Regions from separate parts of the Homo sapiens genome. Here region 1 is linked to region 2. The links are chromatin loops, found by intact Hi-C in ENCODE. Cell type or tissue: CD4-positive, alpha-beta T cell. All regions are shown on one strand.

Region 1 (2,500 bases), 280 kb before region 2:
GAAAGAGCGAGACTCCGTCTCAAAAAACAAACAAACAAACAAACAAACAAACAAACCCTAAAGATATTCTCATGTCGGTATGACAGCGCAGTTGGGAAAAGAACACTGGCCTATGAGTCAGCGCCCTGGGTTCTAGCCTAGGTTCGGTTATTTGTAAAATGGAATCCCGCCGCCTTCTTTGATGACAACAAACAGGCAGGACGCCCGGGGGTACTCTCTCAGGTGCCCTCAGAGCCTGTGCTTCTGTCACCTGCCCAGTACCCCTCACAAACAGCAGCTCAACGTCCCATTGGGCACCGGCCGTGAAAGTGGGTAATGAAATGAGCACACGGGGCGTGGCCGGCGCCAGGCGCTCAGTGCCGTCTTCCAGAGCAGCTCCCCGAGCACAGGTGTGGCCTCTGAACCTCGCCCTTCCACGTCCAGCTGCTTCGAACCCAGAAACCTGCACCTGCACCGGGGCCTAAAAAAACTCTCCCTCGCTCCCAGTCTGCACTGGGTCCCTCCTTGCCTCTGTCCTGGCGCCCCGACTCCCCCCACCCCGCCCCGCAACGCCAGGGCTTGCCCCATTCCTTTCCTTCTTTCCGCGCCCCCTCCCAGCACCCGGTGCATGGAAGGCGCTGGGCTCCGGCAGGCACCTCCGAGGCTGCGTCAGGCTCTGCCCCTGGGTGTCCGCCGGTGCTCGGCAAACGCCGCAGCTTTCTGAGCCGTAGGCTGGAGAGAGGGCGTCGTTCCCCCACAGAGTACCCCGCGAGCGAGAGCCCTCATCTGCTCCTACTTCCTCGCTTCCCCGTGGGAGACGGGCCTCGATTCCCGAACCTTCCTCCTTCACCTTAGGCGACGCCCGACCCCTCTGCCCAAACTTCGCGGTCTCCTCACAAAGCCCGTCTCCTCAGAAAGTGTCCTCCGCTTTCTCTCCCTTCCCAGCATCACCTCGAACACGGCCACGGCCGTCCCCTCCATGCCGCGCAGGGAACAGCGGCAACGCCCAGTCGAAGGGTACCCGCCCGCCGCCGCCGCCGCCGCCGCCGCCCCCTCCTCAGCCCGGGCTTGGAACTCCGCCAGTGCCCACGCCCGAGTCCACGCCCACGCCCGGCAGCGCGAGCCCATCCCTTCCCGCGCGCGCGCCTGCGCCCGCGCACGCCCCGCCCACCTGCCCGCCGCGCCTGCGCACTCGACGCTGCAGGGCCCCGAGACCGCGAACCGCCGCCGGGAGCCACCTAGAGCCTCTGAGCGCCGCGGGTGCCAGTGGGCCCGCAGGTGGGAGGTTCGGGGCGGGGAAGAGCCCGCGAGAGGCGGCCAAGGCTGGAGGTGAGCGGGAATGAGGCCAGGCCACGACTCCTCCCTCCTCTCAAAGATAGTTTCCCACGGTGGCGGCGAGATGCGGCCCTTGGCCCTAATCCGGGCTTTGGCCGCCCTTCGCGCTTTCCAGGACCCTTCCCTCGGCCGGGAGGGGCGACGGTAACGGCGCGGGGCTACCAAGCGGGTTCGTGACCCCTCCAACAGCCTTGTCTGCGGCGGGGGCTGCCCCAGGCCAAGCCCTGGGTCCCAGACTTAGCAAAGAAAAAGACGGCCAATTAAAATTGAATTTCATATAGACAGCGAATTTTTTTTATAACCATACACATATCTCGGCAATTTTTGGGACATATACTAAAAAATTACTAATCTGAAATTAAAAACGACGCCCTGGGCCGGGCGCAGTGGCTCACGCCCGTCATCCCAGCACTTTTGGAGGCCGAAGCGAGTGGATCACCTGAGGTCAGGAGTTCGAGACCAGCCTGGCCAACATGGTGAAACCCCGTCTCTACTGAAAATACAAAAATTAGCCGGGCGTGGTGGCGGGCGCCTGTAATCCCAGCTACTCGGGAGGCTGAGGCAGGATAATTGCTTGAACCTGGGAGGCGGAGGTTGCAGTGAGCCGAGATCGCGTCATTGCACTCCAACCTGGGCAAAAAGAGCGAAACTCTGTCTCAAAAAAAGAAAAAACGACCCCCCGTCTTTTACCTTACAACCAGCCCCAAGCATCTCCCAGCCTAATCCAGGGGGACCAGCTTCCCCCGCAAAGGTGGGACCTGGGAGTCGACCCCTCCCTATCCAGGCCCCTTTCCACGTTTGACTGCACTGAATGTGCCAAGACCAGGAGCTGGCTTTTCTGGGCTCTGGCTGACAGGAGAAGCTCTGGGGTTTTCCAAGTGCATTCCTGGCTGGAATAAGGAGGTCCTGCAGAGTCCCAGCTGCTGCTCTCTGCCAGGTTCCGGGAGGGGCATGGTGACAGGGGCTTAAGCCTATAACTGCTGGTGATCTGACAGCCAAAAGAAAACCCTGATGAGAGATTCCTGCCTGGCAAAGAGTTGCCCAAGGAGAAGGGTGGGACAGGGTGTTGGCTGCTTTCCTTCAGGAAAAATTCTTCCACCCCAGCTCCAAGACGCCAGGATTGGACAGAACAGGCTGGCGAGCTGGCAGAGTGCCTGCCCAGTACACAACCTTGGTGCTACTCCAA
Region 2 (2,500 bases):
CCTCACCTCCTTCCTCACAGCATCTTTGTGAAGATTGAAATGAAATAATGTCCATGAAAGGGCTTGGCACAGGCCTGCCTCCCAGAACACTCGATATGTGCTAGGCGCTGTTCTATGTACTTTACAGAAATCACCTCATTCATTTCTTCCAACAACCCTCTGAGGAAGGGATTATTATCATCCCCATTTGCAAAACAGGGGAAACAGAGGCACAGGGAAGTTCAGCAACTTGCAGAGGCAGGATTTGAACCAAGCAGTTTTGCTGGAGAACCAGAGTTCTTCACCCCACACCACACACACTAGGTGCTTTAGGAAAGGCAGCTGGTGTTAACATTTTTCTCATCTGATCAGGAAGTTGGGTGGTTAGAGTTGTCACAGTACTTTGTGAAAAATGGGAAGATAAAATAATAATTATGAATTGAGGTGGGTTTGGTCAATTTTGTCTTTCAGCTAGGAAGGTGAGGAGGGACAAACAGCTGAAGGCCCTATGTGGGGGGAGGAGGGGTCGGGCCCTTGTTCTGGCTGCGTTGGGTGGGTGTCTGGTGCTTCACCCCTTCTAGGCCAGGGATGCTCACCCCAGGACGATGAGTTCACCATACTTGATGGGCTCCTCGCCTGGCTGCGCATCTTCACCGGGAGAGGAGAGAACGCAAGAGCCCTTGTTCCCCCGGTGCTGGAGGTCTGAGGTTCGGGGGGACCCCACTTCAGGGTTTCCTTCCAGCACCATTCTGGGCAGAGTGGGAGAGAAAAGAGCTTTGTAGGTTCCCACCCCAGCCCGGCTCAATTCCAGCTGCAGCCTGCTGCAGGGCCGCCTAGGCTAAGGCAAGGGTGACCTTTCACCGCCTCTACTGCTATGGCAACCACTTCCCCTCTGCCTCCTCTAAACTGCCCGAGGTTGCTGGGATACCAGGGAGGGGTGGCACAGTGAAGAGAGTCAGGATATTCAGTGGTGCCAAAGAGATGGACCAACTTGGGGTGGCCAGAGGCTGCTTTTTGGCCAAGATCCCAGTCTGGGATGTGCTTCAAAGCGGGGCACCCAATGAGTTGGGGGCCGTTACCCCTCATCTCAGACTCAGTTCCTGCTTATAGCTCTTAGCCTCTGGACCTCTGATTTAGCCTCTCTGACAGGTTCTTTGAATCTACCTGTCCATCTGAATCTTTCTTGCCCCTTTGAGGTCTAGGCCTCTGTCTGTCCATCTGCTTTCTCAATGACTCTCTGTCCTCCCAGCCGCTGTCCTTTTTGCCGTCTCTCTCCCCCCATTCCCCATCTCTGCCTGTCTGCCCGCCTCCGCCTCACCATCTGCCTCAGTCTCCCCATCTCGGCCTCCCCCTGCGGGTAGGCCAATAGACTCCTCCTGGGTGCGCGCTCTTCCCTCCCTCAGGTGTCTGTCTGCGTCCCCAGCCGCCCGGGTCTCAGGAGGCCTGCGGAGGCGGCGCTCCCCCCTCGAGCTCGGGCTGCAGCACAGCCGTCTCCCGCAGGCAGCCCGTTTGGAAAACATCCCCGCGCCAGAGGGACCGCGCCGGGGCAGGCCCGCGCCCTGCGCCCCGGGCGGGCAGAACGGGAACCGCGGCCCAGCACCTACGCAGGTCCACACCCGGCGGCCCCTCCGCACAACACGCGCGCGTGCACGGCCCCGCACGCCCCGGGCCCGGACGGCGCAGAGACCACCCGCACCCGCGACCGCAGGGACGCGCGGGCGCGCAGCAGCCACCGGCGCCCGCCCTCGGACCCACTCCCTCCACCACCCCCAGACACGCAAACACGCCCCCCGCGCCCGCCGGGGCCCGCCTGGCGCAGCCCCCGCCCCCTCCGCCCCGGCGGCCTCACCTGGCCACGCTCCGGGCCCCGCTGGGCGCCGCTCCCTCCCCGCCTAGCCCCTGCTCGGCCCCGGGCCGCTGCGGCGGGATGGGCCCGGCCCGCGGCGGCTCCGCGCTGCCTCGTCACGGGGACACCCAGGGCCGGGGGAGGGGGATGAGCGCGAACAGCCACGCTCCGCCCCCTGTCCGGAGGCCCCGCCCCATTTTCCCCGCCCCTAGGAGAGCTCCGCCTCGCTCCAGACTCCGCCTCTTGCGGCGATGCTCAGCCTTCGTAGGCGGAGCTCCGCCCCTTCGCAGGAGACCACGCCCTTCCCCTGGTACCGCCCTCTGACCAGGGAAGCCCCGCTCTCCACTCCGTCTGAGGGACTCCCTTGCCCCTCCTAGCCGGCTCAGGACTCCCCCGTAGTCTACACGACCCCTCCCCCATTTCAGACTCCCCAAACTCCGCCTCCATTTCCGGGGACTCCGGGGTTCTCCCAGAGACATGGGCGCCCCTCCCCACTGTCGGTCAGGGCCCTCACACGGCGCTGGAGGCCCCTTCCCTAGCCTTAGGCCCGGGACTACGCACCCCCAGCTCCGACACCCCGCCTACCATCTGGGGACGCCACGCAATTAGAGGAGAGGAGGAAAATGCTAAAGGCAAAGGGGGTGTGCGGCAGCGGTGGAGGCCGGGGAAAGCAGC

Evidence for each region. Peaks named below come from ENCODE experiments on the same cell type or tissue, not always from the same donor. Only the 100,000 strongest peaks of a DNase experiment are listed, where the experiment ranks them.
Region 1: it touches region 2 in a loop (10-fold over the local background); 3 of 110 quality-filtered maps call a loop at or near these places.

The regions. Positions count from the first base shown.
Region 1 is chr11:66,743,350-66,745,849 of GRCh38, reverse strand. TOP6BL (TOP6B like initiator of meiotic double strand breaks) reads right to left here and starts at 1,081. Exons shown (of 15, transcript NM_001302084.2): 1 at 931-1,081. It also overlaps a transcript of SPTBN2 not described here. RefSeq lists enhancers at 223-312, 753-862, 1,354-1,854 and silencers at 493-592, 1,003-1,392. In CD4-positive, alpha-beta T cell, no CTCF peak of the experiment used is centred here; DNase peaks (open chromatin) are centred at 349, 699 and 1,199; H3K4me3 peaks cover 1,804 bases; H3K27ac peaks cover 685 bases.
Region 2 is chr11:66,466,356-66,468,855 of GRCh38, reverse strand. PELI3 (pellino E3 ubiquitin protein ligase family member 3) reads right to left here and starts at 1,951. Exons shown (of 8, transcript NM_145065.3): 1 at 1,829-1,951; 2 at 576-728; 3 at 1-23. The coding sequence starts at 727. RefSeq lists silencers at 1,464-1,813, 1,824-2,033. In CD4-positive, alpha-beta T cell, a CTCF peak has its summit at 1,408; DNase peaks (open chromatin) are centred at 865, 1,605 and 2,115; H3K4me3 peaks cover 1,348 bases; H3K27ac peaks cover 418 bases.